2 separate regions of the Homo sapiens genome follow, and region 1 is linked to region 2. The links are chromatin loops, found by intact Hi-C in ENCODE. Cell type or tissue: PC-9. All regions are shown on one strand. Links, peaks and the distances in the headings refer to the core of each region. The heading gives the core; the rest is flanking DNA.

Evidence for each region. Hi-C counts contacts between places; a loop is a spot of excess contacts. Peaks named below come from ENCODE experiments on the same cell type or tissue, not always from the same donor. Only the 100,000 strongest peaks of a DNase experiment are listed, where the experiment ranks them.
Region 1: a loop joins it to region 2, with 14 times the contacts of the local background. A loop is called at or near these places in 12 of 110 quality-filtered maps.

What each region holds. Positions count from the first base shown.
Region 1 is chr12:62,626,256-62,636,348 of GRCh38, forward strand. No RefSeq gene overlaps it. Among named protein-coding and RNA genes, the nearest start is that of MIRLET7I, 28 kb to the left of the region's middle. RefSeq lists enhancers at 2,883-3,601, 3,927-4,551. In PC-9, for the core only: no CTCF peak of the experiment used is centred there; DNase peaks (open chromatin) are centred at 5,556 and 5,816; H3K4me3 peaks cover 1,725 bases; H3K27ac peaks cover 1,662 bases.
Region 2 is chr12:62,720,235-62,730,327 of GRCh38, forward strand. PPM1H (protein phosphatase, Mg2+/Mn2+ dependent 1H) reads right to left here. Exons shown (of 10, transcript NM_020700.2): 6 at 1-55. Among named protein-coding and RNA genes, the nearest start is that of MIRLET7I, 120 kb to the left of the region's middle. RefSeq lists an enhancer at 4,165-5,364. In PC-9, for the core only: no CTCF peak of the experiment used is centred there; DNase peaks (open chromatin) are centred at 4,887, 5,757 and 6,547; H3K4me3 peaks cover 590 bases; H3K27ac peaks cover 5,684 bases.

The DNA of each region.
Region 1 (10,093 bases), core at 931-8,930, 94 kb before region 2:
CTTTGTTGAGCATCTCACAACATGGCAGCTGGTTTTTAATCAGATCAAGCAAGCAGGAGGACGAAAGAAAATGTGAGCAAGAGAGAGTGCTGGCAAGATGGAAGTGAAGGTCTGTTGTGTTTTAATCTTAGCAGTAATTGCCCATCACTATTTGAATATTCTGTTTCTTAGAAGCAAGTCACAGCCGGGCACGGTGGCTCACACCTGTAATCCCAGCACTTTGGGAGGCCAAGGCAGGCAGATGGCCTGAGGTCGGGAGTTTGAGACCAGCTTGGAGAAACCCCATCTCTACTAAAAATACAAAATTAGCTAGGTGTGGCGGCACGTGCCTCTAATCCCAGCTACTTGGGAGGCTGAGGCAGGAGAATCGCTTGAACCGGGAGGTGGAGGTTGTGGTGAGCCGAGATTGCGCCACTGCATTCCAGCCTGGGCAAAAAGAGTGAAACTGCGTCTCAAAAAAAAAAAAAAAAAGGAAGTCACTAGGTCCAGTCCATAGGCAAAAGAAAGGGATTTACACAAAGAAGTGAATACAAGAAGGCAGGATCACAGGGAGCCGCATCGGAAGCTGCCTCCCACAAAAGGCTTTCTATCGTGGGGTTCGTTTTCATCTAGACAATCCCCCAAATCCCCCAAATTCTGAGGTCATGAAGTAAGTTAGTTACATGGCAAGGAAATGCTGAACCTCCTTTTTTATGTGGGCTATGCTTGAGGGTTCTATTTTCTCAAATATGCATTCTTTCATTAAACAATAGTTATTAAACATGCATCTACTTGTACCAGATAATGTGCTAGGAGCAGGGGCTACTAAGATGATTGTAGGTTTGTTTCTGCCCTCGTGGGTTGGAGGAAGGTGGCGGAGGTAATATTTACATACATAGAAATGAGACATACCCCACACTATCTCTGCGAAACCTGCCTACTGAATAAGATAGTCTTAATCTTTCAGTTTTACCTTTTCACATGTGGATCAAATGTCATTATCAAGAACTTAACTTTAGGAACCCTTTAATTAGAATGTGTGATATGGTTTGGCTGTGTCCCCACCCAAAATCTCATCTTGAATTGTAATCCCCATAATCCCTGTGTGTCAAGGGAGCGAACAGGTGGAGGCAATTGAATCATGGGAGCAGTTTCCTCCATGCCGTTCTTGTGACAGTGGATGAGTTCTCACAAGAGCTGATGGTTTTATGTGTTTGGTAATTCCTCCTGCATTCATTCTCCTTCCTGCTGCCTTGTGAAGAAGGTGCATTGCTTCCCCTTTGCTTTCTGCCATGGTTAAGTTTCCTGAGGCCTCCCCAGCCATGCTGAACTGTGAGTCAATTAAACCTCTTTCCTTTATAAATTACCCAGTCTTGGGCAGTTCTATATAGCAGTATAAAAACGGACTAATACAATGTGTTTTCATTAAAGATCACTGGTAGCCCATTAAAATAGTTTATTTGCAAGTGTTCACATTCACCATAGAATAGAAAATATAGATAAGTAAAAAGAAGGAATTAAAATCATGAATAATCCCACTACCCATAGATAATAACAGATAACAGCTAATATCATTTCAATGTATTCCAAACTTTTTCAATGCCTGGGTGTTATTTTCCCCCTTCCATACCTGTCTGAAGCTCTTAATAGCATATTGTGAACACTGAGTCACTCATTTCCTGGAGGTCAACATCATTTGTGAGAAAGATAGTGGTGAGATGATTAGTAGTGTTTGCCCTTGGAGTGAGCCTAGCTACTTTTATTTTTTTAATTTTTAATTTTAATTTTAATTTTTGTAGAGATGAGGGTCTTTCTTTATTTCTTAGGTAGGTCTTGAACTCCTGGCCTTAGGCAGTCCTCCCACATTAGCCTCCCAAAGCACTGGGATTACAGGAATGAGCCACCACACCTGGTCTAGCTCCTTTTTTCACTCTTGTCCATGTCCATTTTTTCCTTTTTTTTTTTTTTTTTTGAGCAGAGTTTTGCTCTGTCACCCAGGCTGGAGGGCAATGGCATGATCTCAGCTCACTTGCAACCTCTGCCTCCCTGGGTTCAAGTGATTCTCCTGCCTCAGCCTCTCCAGTAGCTGGGATTACAGGCACGCACCACCACACCTGGCTAATTTTTGTATTTTTAGTAGAGATGGGGTTTTACCATGTTGGTTGGCCAGGCTGGTCTTGAACTCCTGACCTCAGGCAATCTGCCCACCTTGGCCTCCCAAAGTGCTAGGATTACAGGTGTGGGCCACCGTGCCTGGCCGATTTTTTCCATTTTGTTCATTCTTTCTTTCAGCCCACAGACTCTTCCTTCTTGCCTCTCCTCTCCACCTGTCCTACTTTTCCTCCCATTTAAGCCTTTTTTTTTCTACCTATGGCCAACCTTTCACTCCTTCTGTTAACCAGCTCTCTCCTTCATCCTTCATGACCCAGTGCAGTCATAAGCGTTTGTGGGAGACATTCCTTGATCCTTGCAGACTCTTAAACACTTTGAGAGTCTGATTTTCCTCTGATTTTCCACAGCATTCTCTTCTTACCTCTATTATTGTACTATCTCATGTGAGCATTACAAATTTAGGTGTCTGCTTCCCTAGAGTAGATTCATTTTATTCATCTCCATAACCCTTGAAATATATGGAAGAGCTTCTGTAACGTTTGCAAAATGAATGAATAAAAACACCCATCCTGTCGGAGTTACCTAGAACTGCTATTTATGAGCACATCTGGAATCCCTTGGCAAGCCCCTGGGCTATCCAGGCTTCTGCCCTTCATACACAAGTACTGTGAGTCCTCCAAGAAAACCTCCTCAAAGGCTCAATTCCAAATCGCACAGAGAGGTATTGAATAACACAGCCAAAAAGGGAAGAAGTACTTTCGGGTAAGATAGGCAGTATATGAGAATAGAGGTCTTGGAAATGCTGTTTATGATGGCCTAGAATCCACGACTAAAGAATGTGCATTTTCGAAGACAAAATTAGTAGCATTACATCTTTATAGAGAAAAGTAGGGCTGCTAGAAACACATCCACATAGCCATGAGGTTGACTGAAGCAAGACAAAAGAGGTGTTTTTCTTTCTTTCTTTCTTTTCTTTCTTTCTTTCTTTCTTTCTTTCTTTCTTTCTTTCTTTCTTTCTTTCTTTCTTTCTTTTCTTTTCTTTTCTTTTCTTTTCTTTTTTTGACTGAGGGCAACAGTCAGTTCTCCAGTCATAATTCTGATGCTCGACAATGATTTGAACAATGAGGGAGGAGGAGGAGGCTAAAGAAGAAAGAGAAGCACCCACTGGGTGGCCTGGGAGGGAGCTACCCAGTGAGCAAATGAATGCAAATGAACTGAGCTGATTTTTGTTGTGATGACAGATGACTTTCCCGCAGGGTCCCAAGAGCAGCCCAGCAGGACAAAGCAGAGGGGCAAAACCGGACCATTGTGCCGGATCTAGGGAATGTTGCTGGTGACTGCTAGCTTGTCTGTCCTTAGAGGAAAACCACCAGAGTTCAAGTTGTGGAGAGCTGAGGAGACTGCATGCAGTATTCTGATTTGTTTCTGTGCCATGTGTCATATTAATGAAGTAGGATTACTTTAAGCTAAAACAATTATACTAGGATTTCAGTGTTTAGTGTTTTTTTATTATTTTGGCTTGTCCTGTTATCATTATGGCTAGCTGTGCTTAAAGAAACATCTAGAGTTTCGCATTATTTTTTCTTAGAAAATGAGAGGAGACACCTGACTTGATCTTTATTAGGGAGTGAAATTTCTGGTCCCTGATAAACATGTAGTTTCACAAAGAGGTGAGACACATCTTGAAGTTATACTTTGAGGATCCTCATTTGGCATTACACAGGGTTGGGCAGTGTGGGTCATCTCCATCTTGTCTCCTCTCCTTTATGCCCTGTGTTCCACCATAGCAAGCATGACCTTTGCCTTTTCTCCTTGGCCAACTCTTACTCATCCTTCACCCAGTACAGCACCCAGCATGTATGGAAAACCTTCTTTGACCATTACAGATTCTGAAATGCTCTGTCCCCTGATTTTCCACAGCACTCTCTTCTTACCTCTATTACTATACTTCACATGAGTGTTACACATTTAGGGAACTGGACAAAGGACCTCTGTGTTGTATGCACATGCTGTGGCTTGTGGCCCAAACAACCCCCAAATCCGTTTTTGTTGTCCTGGGAGGTAATCCTTACCTTCCACTCCACTTTGCTCTTTAATGAGACTAAATGGGCCACCTTTGTTTCTTCTCAAGCAGCATTTGATGAGACTAGTCAGCGATGACAGGCAGCTTTCATCCCCCACTGAGCCAATTCCACCCGGCAGGATTGCACTTGCCCACCTTGATAGGTGGCAAGACAATTACTGATGGCTTTCTAGACCTGCTTCAAAGCTTCCTGTAACCTGGCAGCGAATGAAATGCACAACCTTCCAACTCAATGACATTTAAGGCAACCACTCATCGGTTCAGGCAGCAAAATAAATTGGTACTCAGCTGCTCCCAGTCTATTTTTCTGGTTAGAACTATAAAGAAAAGAAATGATTGTGCCACTGCATGTGTGACAACAACCTGCCCCCTCCCTCAAGCAATCACATTCTCTTGCTCTCTCTGGCTTTGTTCTGGTCCACCTGAAGAACAGAGTGTTAAGGATTATATTTGGAGGTTGCCTAGTGCTATATGTCTACATCTGAGTCCTACACATACAGATAAATATGATGAATGGATATACATTTAAATTACATATCCACCCCTACTGAATTTGTCATTCATTCGTATGAAAATATTTTCCATTAAATATGATAACTCCCTAAAATTCTTATTTAGTCCTTTATTCATGGGACTAAAGTTGCATCACTCAATGGTGACATTTAAAGGACAGTTAATACTGTAACACAGAATAATGACCTTGTGAAGTGTGGTGTATTTGGTGTGCTTATCCAATAATTTATAGATTCCATAAATATTAGTTATGATGTATGAAGAGAACTCAAAAGGCAAGAAATATTTTTCCCAAGGATTGTGAAATGTATCATTTTAAAAAGCATGTTCCAATACTTACTTGCTTCCTGATTTCCCCAAATTTCTTCCCTTCTAAGCCATAAGTGTTGTGTTTCTCCCCCAGTAGTCAAACATTAACAATAAAAACAAGAAAACACTCTTCCTCCCTTCCACCCACCAAACACTGATGTCTTTGGTCTGTACAAACACGAAGAAGAAAAAAAGGAATCAGTCAAACCAAATGATCTTCACTCTCTTTCAGACTAAATCTGCTTTAATCAGTGTGCTAGCACCTTCTGTCAAACTCCCCGACTGCTTAAAGCAATACATTATTCCTTCAGTTTCGGCAAAAGTTAAACCTTTGCCAGCCCCAAAACTGACTCTACGTGGAGGCTGTTGCCAAGTTGATTTTTCTGGCTCAGCCGGGAGGCTGCTCCCTGGCTCTGTTCTAAATTAATAAGGCCAATCAGAAATGCACAAAGCCTGGACGGCCAATCATTCTTCTCGAGGCTTTTGCCATCTCCTCCGCGGTCAGATAAATCATGTTAAAGCCATTCCACCGATGACCATAAATTAGGGGGCCTGGCCGCCGTCCCTCCCAAGGACACCGCAGACTGAGATTATTCTGTCGGCCGCACTCGGCCCCCAAGGAGTAGCACTGCGAGGGTGGAGGGTCCTCCAGCGCGGGGGCGGGGGTGTAGGCCCCGAGTGATTTCCTGCCACAGTGCCGGAGCGGGACTGGCGCTGCCTCCCGGGTCCAGGTTCCAGCCGCTCCCAGCTGTTGGCGGCGCTGCTGAGATGATGGCCTGGATCCCCCAGGTTCCGGGACTCCCCAGGTGGCTCCCCGAGGCTATTTACAGCTGAGGTTCGGCCGGTGATTGCTGGGACGGAAAACTCATTTCTCAGCCTGGCTTTTATTTACACTCTTATTAAGGAGGCTTTCATTCGTGTTGGAATGGCAGCGAGAGGCTGCGGGCCAGGCGGCCGAATGGGTCGTGCCCGAGCGACAGCGGCCGCCTGCGCCGCGACCTTGAGGGCAGAGGAGCGTGGGCGGCGTGCGGGGACAAAGGCGCGCGGGGAGCCTGGGTCACGGCTCTGCAGCAGACACGGGACCTCCACGTTTCTACCACCCCGGAAAGTTGAGCGCCTTGGGGGCTGCATTTCTCCCTTTATTGGTAGCTGGTTCGGCTCGCCCCTTTGCCCGACCACACGCTCTTTGTAAATACAGAATAGGACAAAACGGAAAGAGTGATGTGCTGTCCCCTCCGTCTAAAACCCTAAGTAAATACCCAGTCCTCCCCCAGACTCTTCTCCACCTGTGGTTCAGGTGTCTGGGAAGAAGGCCCTGCACGCCCGTCCGCGCCTCCCCTGCCCGGGGGAGCCCCGGGTAGGCAGTGGCCAAAGACTCTGTAGAACAACTCCCGGGAGGGCAGGCTCGCGGCTGCTCCTCCCGTTGGCAGCGCCTCAAACCCTGGCAGGCCCGCGTGTGTGCATGTGAGCCTGCATGTCCTGAGAATCCCCCTGCAGCCTCGCACATCTGGGTCCCCTAGCCATGCATATTCATGCCCCAGAGCAGTAAACCCAGGTCAGCTGCTCGGAGACAGTGAATCGAGTTCTTGAAAACTGACCAAGCCCGTGACTTCAATAAAATGAAGACAGAGCTGTCTTTTCTCCAACTCCTGAGCAAAGCTCATAACACTTGAGGCATTTTTGTTTTTTTCTGAAAGGGACAAAAGAAACGGGGGAAGTCAGCTGTAGGAGTGGTGTGGAGAGTGTGTCTACAGTTCTTCCATTGCTGTAGAAATCGTGATTTGTTTCTTGTATCCTACCTACTCCCTTTGTTAGTTTCCTCAGCCTCAGGAGAAGTGGGTATCATTTGCAATATTCTTTCTTTTGCATGTGGTCCCTGTTGGTGTAACATGCTCTTCCATTTTACCCTTATCATCCTCCTATTTGGTGATGTTCCTCCCCTCCCCTCTCCTCCCCAGAAAAAAGCAGTTTCCACATGTGCCCTCCTAACCCTCCTTTCTGTAACTTCCATAAAAAATGCCCCTTTTCCGGGCGCGGTGGCTCACACCTGTAATCCCAACACTTTGGGAGACCGAGGGGTGCGGATCACTTGAGGCCAGGAGTTCGAGACCAACCTGAGCAACATGGTGAAACCCTGCTTCTACTAAAAAACAAAAACAAAAAAACCAAAAATTAGCCGGGCGTCGTGGTGCGTACCTGTAATTCCAGTCGCTCTAGAGGCTGAGGCATGAGAATTGCTTGAACCTGGGAGGCAGATGTTGCAGTGAGCCGAGATCGCGCCACTGCACTCCAGCCTAGGCGACAGAGCAAGACTCTGTCTAAAAAAACAAACAAAAAACAAACAAAACTGTTTTCCCTTCCCTGGTGGCTCAGGGGCACAGTCACTCTCTTGCACAGCCTGATGGCAGGAGATGGGGTGAGGGTGGCTGGGCTGGGGTGGCCCTGGGAAGACGATATCAGAACAATAATACTTGACTGCCCTACCAACCTAACCGCCTCATAGCCCCTCAGGACTCCAGTCCAGTGAGGGACACTGTTTAGGGCTGAAATGTGTTCAAAATTTATATGAGAGTCAAAACTGCGAGTATCTCAGAATGTGACTGTATCTGAAGATAGGGCCTTTATAAAGAGGTAATTAAGGTCAAATGAGGTCACATGGGTGGGCCTTAATCCAATCTGGTTAGTGTCCTTTGAAGAAAAGGAAATTCAGACACACAGAGGATTTGTTTACACGGAGAAATGACATGACGAGAGGGAGGCGATCTGCAAGCCAACCAAAGAAGCCTCAGGAGAAACTGAACCTGCTGGCACCTTAGCCACCCAGTCCGTGATATTTTATTATGGCACACGAATACAGGTACTAAGGAGGTCTGTCCAGAAGTCAGTCCTGAAGTCCTCCCTCCTCCTCCGTGACCTGGGAACTCTCCCTCAGGATGGTACTGGCCTGGCACAACTTTTCTTTTTGTTATATTCCAGGTGTTCTTGTTCTTTGAGACAGGAACCTATACCCAGTGAAATTTCCCTGTTGCTGAGTCTTTATTTCTACCCCTCTTGTTTGATTTTTCAGTTTTGTCCTGTGTAAGATTCCCAGATAAAATAGAAGACACCCATTTAAATTTGAATGTCAGATGATAGTAGTTTTTTAGTATGAGTACAACCCAAATATTGCAAGGGACATACTTAATTTAAAAAATTCTTTATCTGAAATTCAAATCCAAGTAGATGTCCTGTATCTTTTGTCTGATAAGTCTGCAAACGTTACTTTAGAGGTGTGTCCTTAGTATCTTTACACAGTGTTTCTCACCTTAGAATCAGCTAGAAAACTTTTTTTTTTTGAGATGGAGTTTCGCTCTTGTTGCCCAGGCTGGAGTGTAGTGGTGTGATCTCGGCTCACCGCAACCTCCACTTCCTGGGTTCAATCGATTCTCCTGCTTCAGCCTCCCAAGTAGCTGCAATTACAGGCACGTGCCACCACACCTGGCTAATTTTGTATTTTTAGTAGAGACGGGTTTCTCCATGTTGGTCAGGCTGGTCTTGAAATCCTGACCTCAGGTGATCCGCCCGCCTCGGCCTCCCAAAGTGCTGGGATTACAGGCGTGAGCCACCGTGCCTGGCCAAAACATTCAAAAGATACTGATGATTGGGTCCCTCCCTGGGGGATTCTGATTTAATTGGTCTGAGGTCTGACCTGGTAGACAGGGTTTTTTTAATGCTCCCAGGTGATGTTAACATGCAGCCAAGCTACAGAAGCACTGCAGGAAGGGACAGGTATTAACTAAATGTTCACAGCTATTTCATTGTTGTATTTAAGCTCCCTTAAGCTTAAATTCTTTGGGTTTCTTGTTCCTTTGTTCTGCTAAAAATGTCATCTTATTACTCCTCTTATTGCTGAGCCCAGAGGCAAAGGTCAAACAGATCATCGAAAAATGCCCTGTTAGTATGTGAAATGGTCATCTTATTTCAGGTCAACTGAGCCCATAGAGAGAGATGTCAAGAGCTGTAATATTGATACCACCACAGCAAATGACTTTCCATCCAGACACATTCGGTTTTATAACAAATAGTGCAACTGGGCACCCTGGTAAAAGATTTACCTTTTACCATTACTTTTATTACAGACCACTGCTCAAGAATGTAGGATCTGTTTTAAGCATACTTCTAGTTCAAGAGGATTTGAACATAATTTCGTTCAGTTCTTCCAGACCCTGACTATCTGTCCTTTTTGACTATTAGTTGGCATTTATAGAGAGCCAAATCTTACTTGCTCCTCACTATTTACTGAAAAGTTGGAAGATTCAGGTACTATGGTTAAAACCCGTGGGGTAACACACCATTCATTCTGCTTGTGTAAGGGCCTTATAATGGGGTCTGGTACTCAATGTCACCATGAAGACAAGCCTTGACAACATACACCTTCATAGTGCATGCTAAGGAGCTGTTGGCAGAGCTACAGCTGAGCAAGAGTCAAAACTAGATGAGAGGAAAATAAGATGCCTGTGACAAAAACACATTTTATAGAAAATGGTGCTGGTGGGTCAGCAGATGACATTGATTAGTTAGTATGTCTCAGTGCAAAGTTCAGGGATGGGGATTCAATGTGAAAGGGCTTTGTTAAAAATGCCATCCAAATAAGGGTGTACACAATGGAGGTTTTGTGACTAGCCCTTATTATCTAATGAGAAGTTACAGAAAACTGGAGTGGTAATTGGCAGTTGGGTGTCGACTACATATAAGCTTTAGATTTGAAATATTGGCTTTGGTGCTACTTGGCACTGTGTCCATGGGAAACTACTTTACCTACCTGAACTTTTATTTTTTCATGTGGAAAAGGGCTTTCAGAATGGCAGAATAAAAACCTCTGAAAATCTACTCCTCCATACAAAGAAAATTCTGGCAAAAATTGCCAGAACCAACTTTTTCAGAACTCTGGAAATTAACCAAAGGACTGCAACAATCTGAGGAATGTGTATTCAAGAAAAATGGCTGAACCTCAGTAAAAATAGGGAGCTTTGTGACATTTAGTTTTAAAGAGACAGGGTCTCTGTCACCCAGGCTGGAGTGCAGTGGTGCAATCATAGCTCACTGCAGCCTCAAACG
Region 2 (10,093 bases), core at 1,187-9,186:
TTGGAAACTCCAAATGTGTGAACTCATTTCCCAGCAAGTGAGGCTGCATGAATGCCTAATAGCAAAAAGAAAAAGAAAAAACACACACATACACGTATTTAGAGAAACAAAATAAGAATCAAGGATGTTTTGCAAATTGAGACAGGCCATATTTTAAAAACAAGAAAATTGCCTCATATTTTAAGTAAATAGATTTCAGAGTTTAAACACTAATAGAAGACGAGCACATAAAAATGAATTTACAAAGGAATGTAACTTTTTCATTTGATCTGATACATTAATTGTAACCAAATGCATAGCTGAAGGGATCAGGAAAAAAGACTGAGCTTCTCTCTAAAGAATGGCTTTTTAGTTTTCCAAATGGTATACTGGTGAGATACGGGGTGAGAAAGCTCCCTGACGTGGTCTTTTCCACACTCATCTCACTTACATCCTTGGTTATCACGGCCTTGCCTTTGAAACCTGTGTGTGAGCTTCCATGTAAACACAATGGCTTGAGTGCTGGTTGGGGCTGGATGCAGCAGACAGGAACTTTCTGTTGGACTCCCTCCAGTTTGCTCTGCAGTCATTTGATCGTGTCATTCGAAGACTATTCTGGAGCAGATGGCTTCTCCCCCTCCCCCAAATCTCTGTTCACACTACAAAAGTCTTGAGCAAACAGCCACTTAGGGAATTGCTTTGAAACAACAGTCTCATTGTCACATTCAAAATTCAAATCTAGCAATCCGAGAGACGCAATGCTCACGTACTAACTTCTCTACTCAGAGGCCACATGCTGCAAGCAGGCCTGCACTAGAACTTCCCCACATGAAGCTGTCTACCTGCTTCTGAGCAGCATGGTGGAATGGATCTTCTTTCTTTTCTGGCAGGGAAAAGAGTGGGCAGAGCAAATCACAGCCTGGCAGTGTAGGAAAGCAAGGGATCTCTGCCACCAGGCAGATGGTCAGGTCCTCAGTGTATGGGTCATAGGCATCTCTTACAGCTACTTTGCTAGGACCCAATGCCGGCGGATCTCTCACTGATTCTCATGAAGGTCTGGAGGTATTAGTTAGATGGTAGTCATCCAATGCTAAGTTTTTCAGGAACCAAAGGAAGGAAGCTAAGTTGTCACCAGGCTGGTCATATTTGCCCAGATATGGAACTCTGAGCAAGTAATTCTGGGCAGGCTTGGGGACAGGACAGGATGGGATGAGACAGGGTGACTGAGGGTGAGCAGGAGAACTGTGCTTCCCATTTGCTGTAGCCTCAACAGTTTCTAGGTCTGGTGGGAATTCTGGATCACTTTGAGGGGCTCTGAAAATTCTGCTGGGAGTAAGGCTTGGGGTGCTGATGGGTATCAAGGAAGCTTAAATACGAGGTTTTACAGAGAGGTTCTCCTGGGAAGGAATGAAGGGAACTAACACTTAATAGGTCAGGTCAACAGTGGTGCTTTGGGTGAGAAGAATTTGGGTGTGAATCCAAGCTCTGCTTTCATAAGCAATGTGGTTTTAGCAGGTTATTTAATTTCTTGGGCCTCAGTTTATCTGTAAATGAGATTAATTATATATCCCACACTGCTGTTTTCATAATGTAATGTCTATTAATATACTTAGTTGTTTCTGCTTACAAAAAATTATTATAGTCACCTAGTGATTATTGAATCCTATTATATCCTGAGTACTACACTCAGTGCTTTGAGAGTTCTAATTTCACCCTCTTAACAATCTTCTGGACAACACTGGCTACATCATTTGTGGGGCCCGGTGAAAAACAGAAACAGGGAGCCTGTGTTCAAAATCAAGAATTTCAAGACAGGGACAGCAGAGCATTAAACTAAGCAGAGCACTAAACTAAGCACGGCACCCTCCGCGACCGCACAAGTCACAGGCCCATGAAGCTCGTCATGCCTACTGGGTACATACTATTTTATTCTTTTTATTTTAGTCCGCCCATGAAAACTAAGGAACAAAGGCATAAGTGGTCAACGGACAGCACCATCTGTTATAAGCCCTTTATGATCTTTCAGAACTTTCAGATTGTATCAGCATGAATACAATCCACTACCCAAGCTGGACTAACATGGGCTTAGGGGTTACCATGTGCCAGCCCCATACCAGGTACTTCATACACCTGATCTTACTCCCCAACAATTTTACAAAGCAGGAGTCGATTTGATTTACAAATGAGAACACTACATCCTGGAGAGGTTAAGACCTAGCCCGAGGTCATTCGCCCAAGACTGGGTGGATCTTGAGCCTGAGCTTAATATCATGGTTATAACCCTCATCCTAACCATATTTTGGGCCTTTAACCTACACACACATTTTTACAAAAGATAGTAAAGGGGCCATAAGAGGCCTGTGATCCTTTGCACTTAGACCAAGCAAAGTCTGAATCAGTAAACCTTGTTAAAAGAACTCACACACACAGAGCCACACACAGTATGGGCACAAAAATGTCTCTGACATTATTTATAACATTAAATAACTAGAAGAAATCATTGAATGAATAACTCATTAAATAAACTAGCATAAACCCAAACAAAAGAATTCTATGGTGTCACTTACAATGACACTACAGAGAATATGCAATGACACAGAGTTGCGTTAAGTGTAAAAAAGCAGGTCATCAAACAATATGTGTGTGTGCATGAACTTGTGAGTGCTGGGTCATATATGCACAGATCTTTATAGAAGACATACATACGTACACAGATGCTCCTCTGCTTACAGTGGGGTTACATCCCAGTAAACCCATTGTAACCTGAAAATATTGTAAGTCAAAATGCATCTCATACAACTAGCCTACTGATCAGAGCTTAGCCTGGCCTACCTTAAATGTGCTCAGAACACTTACATTAGCCTACAGTTGGGCAAAATCATCTGGCAACACAGTCCACTGTAAAGTGTAGGTTGTTTACCCTCATGATTGGGTGGCTGACTAGGAGCTGCTGGCTCACTGCCACCGTCCAGCATCACAAGAGAGTATCATACCACATATCCCTAGCCTGGAAAAAGGTCAAAATTCAAAATCAATTTGAAGTATGATTTCTACCAAATGCATATTGCTTTCACAATATCAGAAAGTTAAAAAAAAAAAAGTAGCGGTGCTTTCATTCTGCTTTGTAAAATGAAGGCTGCCCTGATTAAAAAAAAAAAGTAAGTTGGGAACCATCTGTTTACAAATGAACATGTTATGGTCTGAATGTGTCTCCTAAAATTCATGTGTTGGCAATTTAACCCCTAATGCAACAATGTTGGGAGGCAGACTTTTTGGGAGGTGTTTAGGCCATGAAGGTAGAGCCCTCGTGAATTAATGCTGCTATAGAAAAGGGCTTGTGAGAGTGAGTTCACTCTCTTGCCCTTCCACCTTCTGCCATGTGAAAACAGAGCAAGAAAGCCCTTACCAGATGCTAGTGTCTTGATCTTGGGGCTTCCCAGACCCCAGAACTGTGATAAATTTTGTTCTTTATAAATTACTCAGTTTGTAGTATTGTTATAGCAGCACCAGACAGACTAAGGCTGTGTGTGTGTGTAAATACAGATACGTGGCATGCATATATATTATTAACAAACAGGTAAGAATCCAAACGACATTCCTGAGCACATTTCTTAACAAACCCCATGTCTAAGAAGGTGATGCATGTTCAGGACACACTACCTCCAATCACAGTACCTGGGCATTTGAGGGAACAGGAGAAGCAGCCCATAGAAACTAGGAAGAATTCCCCTTACTCCTCCTCTAAAGCAAGCCATGAGACCTAGCTCACCTTCCCCAGAAAATAGATCATTAAGACCCGATTCCAGAGGGGCCCTGCACCATACCCAGAGGAAAGAAATATCACACAGGGATGCCAAGATGATGCTGAACAAACAGGCCTTGCTAAGTACCCCTACCCCTGAGTTTATTACCATTAGATCTTTTGTCCTTTGATCAAACTTCTGTATGACTGTCCCTAAAAATACAGTTTGCCCTGTTTCCTTGGGGCTTTCTGAAGACATCTATGTGACATAAGCTTATATTAAATCAATTTGTTTGCTTTTCTCTTGTTAATCTGTCTTTTGTTATAGGGGCATCAGCCATGAATGGGTAAGAAATCTCTTCTCCCACATAAGGGTAAGTGTGGAGATTTCAGGCGCTTTGCCTCCTAACAGGAGGATGAGTGGGCCCTTTGATGGTGCTTTAAACCAGGGACCCTTGGGCTCTTTTTGGCTGATATCCATTTGCCTGGGTGGCTGCGTCAGAAGATCTGTTGAGGCAGATGTCTGTGGGTTAGTTGGGAACTCCTCAACAGCTTTGATAACTGCAGGGGCCACCTACCCTCTCCCTCTGAGGATGTGCAGGTTTGAAAGGGCCTTAAATATTGTGTCACTCTGAGGCGCCTTCACACACAGAGCCTTTCATGATTTCCACAAACTGCTTGCTTTCTTCCAGGATAACAACAGGGTATGATATTTCATCAAACATATATGCCATTAGACGCACCATCATTTTATTACTTCCAGGAAGAAAAAAAGCAGCCAATTAAAATATGTATAATTCTTTCTTAACACTTCAAATTTTAATTTTATCCTTTTCATAAGAGCTGAGACTTAGACACATTTTTATTATCTATCACTATTGTATATATTTAATAAGGGATATAGAATTGAAGTAGGTTGGCTAAGGTTTCCAAAACTTTTACATTTAGAATCCAACTGCTCTCATCATTTTTCAACTCTGAATCATGTATGTTCATAATTTTCCACACAGAAGTGTTGTGTGTTTCATGAGAGCACCGGTGACGCAGCATTTTTTAATTAATCCACAACAGCACTGGAAGCCTCAAAGCTAAGGGTGCAGAAGTTCTTAAGCCAGCTTTGCAATCCTCTAGAGCCAGCTTACTTCTGACTCCCACTTCAGGAATGTGGCTAAGCAAGTCTGAGTCACACCTCCTCAAACTCCTCCGCACAATTAGTTGGATCCAGTGATGCTTAACAAGCCCTTCACTTTTCTCTGCAGGATGTTCTTCCAAGCTGCTGGACACCCATCCCACAAAAGTTTGGTGTGTTGGGACTCAGGACATTCTACCCCAAAAAATGGCACCTTGGCATTTGAGGAAACAGCAGAAACAGGAAAGTCTCTCAACTTCCCCTTGTCCCTCTCCCCTGAAGCAGGTCACAGGATCCTCATTCCAGAGGTGCCCGCCCCATATCCAGAGGAAAGAAACATCTTTAACTCTGAAGACACAGGGATACAGAAGAATCTGAACAAACAGCCTTGCTAAATTCTCCCCAGTTTATTCCCATTAGATCACACCCACTTTATCCAATTATATTTCTCCATGACTGTCCAGTCTTCCTCAAACTTAAGCATAAAAATATACAAAGTTTACCTATTTCTTTAGGTCTTCAATTTCTCATAAAGTCTCCTGTGTCATGTAAAACTTATATTAAATAGATTTGTATGCTTTTCTCTTGTTTATCTTGTCTTTTCTTATGGGGGACCTTGTGATGGGTGAGGAAATCTTTTCCGCCCCTGCAGGTGTCTGCCCTTTTGATGTTCACATATGTCCAGGAGATGACATGTCATGCCTGTCCCCTGGCTGGCAGCAAAAATCAAATATAAAATTCAGATATGTTAAAAAAAAACAAAGACGTGTCTTAGTTCTGAGGAAATACTGTCATAGTCACCCCCCCACTGATACTGATGCCACACTCTTAGATTTCTCCATCCTTCTGATTTTTCTTCCTCTGTTGCTAACTGACACAGCACAGGTGGCATGATTCATTTTCTGTCATAATCATGCTTACCATAGAAATTATAAGTACTCCTTGTGTACCTGTGATATATTTTTACCACTCTCTCTTTTTTAAAAAATCACCACCCACCTCCTTGCCACCACATTCAATACTTACTGCTGTTGCATATGTCAAACCCTATGGAGTTAATGGCATTAAAGGAACTCTTCTCAAGAACTTGGTACAAACAGAGCAAACATATGGTTGCTTAATGAAAAATGAGATGCTAAAATACATGGCTGCACACAATTTGTAAAAACCTGTTGGTTTTCAGAGGAAAACACTTACGGTTATTAGTCTATCTTTTTGTGCAATCATAAAAGTTTATATAGTCTTATATGCACACATGTTTACACATGTACAGTCATCAAAATATTTAAAAAAGTTATCTGAGGGTTTTCTTTTTAATGTATCCATAATTGTGGATATTTTGACCATTGGACACAGATTACTTTCATTTGAAAAAAAAAACCCTCTAAAAATTAGTTTTTTGAGAACCCAGTGTTTAAAGCAAGTTTTAAAAGACTGCTGAGAAGAGCGTTACTGCTTCTTGTTCTAATAATTTTAGGGAAAGCCAAAATCCTGGAGAAGAGGCAAGCAGAGCAGGGGCCTGGCTCCAATGCGGGGATGTGGAAGCCGCAGATTCCCATCAGGCCAGCGCAGAGATGTTTTGTCCGCAAACGCAGAGTGGCCAAACAACTTGGTGATTTGGAAACTTCTTAGGGCCTGCCCAGAATTCAGGTGACCATGACTGGCTAGAATTACTTCATTTGTACTGGTCTGTGCCTCTGGAAGCATTGCTCAAGTCAGCATTCTGGAGTCCTGAGTCTTCAAAATGATTTTACTTTGGATTTACCATAAGCAATAAGCCCAAAGTCTGTAAAGTGTTGGGGCAGGAATTTGCTAGTTTGCTAATAATTTACTGACTTTTTTTTTTTGAGACAGAGTTTCACTCTTGTCACCCAGGCTGTAATGCAATGGCTTGATCTTGGCTCACTGCAACCTCCGCCTCCTGGGTTCAAGCAATTCTCCTGCCTCAGCCTCCTGAGTAGCTAGGATTACAGGCGCCCGCTACCATGCCCAGCAAATTTTTGTATTTTTAGTAGAGACAGGGTTTCACCAGGCTGGTCTAGAACTCCTAATCTCAGGTGATTCACCTGCCTCAGCCTCCCAAAGTGCTGGGATTACAGCCATGAGCCACCATGCCCGGCCATGTGTCCATCATTTTTAAAACCTTAACTCCACTCCAGTGCCCAGCATAGCACCCAACATAGTAAAGGTGCTGAGTAAGTATTTGCTAAAAGAATGAATACAGGACATTCTGACCTGCTCTACACAATCACAACATAGTGATTATTTAAACTATAAGATAACACAGCCTTCAATCTTTTGAAAAAGTTAAAAGTAAGGCCCATATTGTATAAAAACCATCTTGGACCCACGTAGTTTGGATTTAGTTAACTTCTTATAAATTGATAGATGTCTTCCCATAAAAACACATGTGCATGGCTGCATGTGGTTTTTAAAACCCCATGATGTTATTTTACAATCCTAAGAATACCTAAATAATAATGCTTTGTCTCTTCACTTAATAAGCCTGCAGATGAGAAACCTATAAATTAGCAGTTGATATTAAAATGCAAATATTATTATTATTATTATTATTATTATTATTATTATTATTTGAGGTGGATTCTCACTCTGTTGCCCAGGCCGGAATGCAGTGATGCAATCTTGGCTCACTGCAATGTCTGCCTCCCAGGTTCAAGTGATTCTCCCACCTCAGCCTCCTGAGTAGCTGGGACTACATGCGTGCGCCACCATGCCCGGCTAATTTTGGTATTTTTAGTAGAGACGGGGTTTCACCATGTTGGCCAGGCTGGTCTTGACCTCCAGACCTCAGGTGATCCATTCCCCTCAGCCTCCCAAAGTGCTGGGATTACAGGCATGAGCCACCACGCCCAGCCTTAAAATGCAATTTAAAGTGTACCAGCCCACCCTCCGATTAAAAAAAAAGGATCTCTTCTTGTACCTCCATTTTAATCCTAAATTTTGAGGTTTTCCTTCAAGGAAACATAACAGAATGCTACTAAATGAGGGGAGAGGGCGGAGGTATACCCCAAGTTCATGTGTGTGCCACAAATATCACCTGGGGGAAAAAGCTTGATAACCTCTGCCCTAGCAAGACCAAATGCAAGTAACCAAGACTCTTAGGGACTCTAAAGAGCACAGATTTGTTAAAGAGAATACGACATATCCTCATCACTTAGTGATCTGAGCAGCTAAAAAAAGGAAACTTACAAACATGGTTATATCTGGCCAGGAACAAGGACACCTCTCAGGAAAGGATGCTGGAACAACTGACTGTGTCAGGGCAGGACACCAGAGTTTGAGTAGGGGAATTGGATGTCTTTCTATGGCCACTCTCCTCTCTAGTCCTGAGCAGAAACTGGTTTCAAAGGAAGAGAAGGGAGATGAGCATTGCACTGTGGAAAAATACAACAACTCCATCCCAAAGAAAGTCTCTGAGTACCCTGAAGAATGGAGACATAACAGGAGGGAACAAGCCTGAAGAAGAGGCACCTTCCAGAACCTTCCAGTAAGCCTCTCACTAGGCAAGAGGGAGGCCAGAAGTCTAGAGTAGGTGAGCAACCTGCACCCAAGGCTGTCTCACTCTAGATCACATGGCCCTGAGCTCCACCTTCCTGGGCTCAGGGAGAGTTTCGAGCACCTCAGCAGGGCAAGGAAAAAAGGGTAGCCGGAAGCAGGGAACTCAGACCCCAGGGAGGGAAGCTAGCCCTGGTTATGGGAGAAGTCTAAGGTGACCAGGGCTCCAGCGGAGGGCTGAGCACCAGCCTGCCAGTGGACACAAAGATGGGGCTTTGAGGTTACTCAAAATTGCTTGCTAGGGAATACAAAATGCTTCCTCATTTTCTTCCTCCTTTTGATAATTTTTTTTTCCTGTTGCTTTGTGGTCAGCTGGCCAGTGAGTAGTGTCAGCCAAGAAGGAGACTGTCCCAGGGCTTGGGGTATCCAGACAAAGGAATTCATGCAACTAACATTTGAGCCCTTACATATGCTAAGTACCAGGGACTAGGGGTTTGGGGCTCAAAGAACACAAAAAGAGGACCCTCTGCTCAGAGCTGACCCACACAAGTGAAGGAGGCTGAGGGCGGCTTACGGGCAGAAATGGAGCCATTCACAGGGACCAAGGAACAGAGTGGGTCACACACTGAAGAGGATCAGAGAGAATCTGCAAAGGAGCTTAAGAGTTGGTCAGGCAAGAGCTCTAGGGCAAGTGTGGCCACAGCAAAGGCAGGGAAGTGGGAGAGAGCATGGCATTTGGAGGTAATCCTAGGAGAGAAGAGAGTGGGGCAGAGAGGAGGCAGGAGTGCAGACATTGGCACCAAAGATGGCCCCTCCTGCAAAGGGTAATGTGCAGTTAAAGAAAGGATACATGGAGTTAAATAAAGTGAAACTACTTAAACTTTTCAGTGAATTATATGTGGTAAAGTGCTCTTCTCATACGCATACAAGCTGATGAAGTTTCACAAATTGAACACACCTGTGTAGCTGGCCTCCCGATCAAGAAAGAACATTACCAGCATCCTGGGACCAGCACCCCATCATCAGCACCCCATCCAATCACTGTCACTGCCCCAAAGGGGCACTATTCCAACTTCAAGACTGGCCTTGCCTGTTTCTGTGCTTCATCTGAAATCCTACAGGATGCCCTCTTTGCTGGGTATTAAGTCTGCGAAATTCATCCATGTTGTGTGTAACTGCGACTTGCTCATTCTCCGTGCTGTATGTTAATTCCATCCTGTGATTATTTCATTATTTATTTACCCATTCTACTTTCCAGGGGCATTCAGATAAGCCATCATATCCCCTGTGACCTGCACGTACACATCCAGATGGCCGGTTCCTGCCTTAACTGATGACATTTCACCACAAAAGAAGTGAAAATGGCCTGTTCCTGCCTTAACTGATGACATGGTCTTGTGAAATTCCTTCTCCTGGCTCATCCTGGCTCAAAAGCTCCCCTACTGAGCACCCTGTGACCCCCACTCTGCCCGCCAGAGAACAACCCCCCTTTGACTGTAATTTTCCTTTACCTACCCGAATCCTATAAAACGGCCCCACCCCTATCTCCCTTTGCTGACTCTCTTTTCGGACTCAGCCCACCTGCATCCAGGTGAAATAAACAGCTTTATTGCTCACACAAAGCCTGTTTGGTGGTCTCTTCACATGGAGGCACATGGAAGTTTCCCGTTTAAGCTGTTACAAACAGTGCTGCTATGCACGCTCTGGTCTTTGGGTAAACATTCATA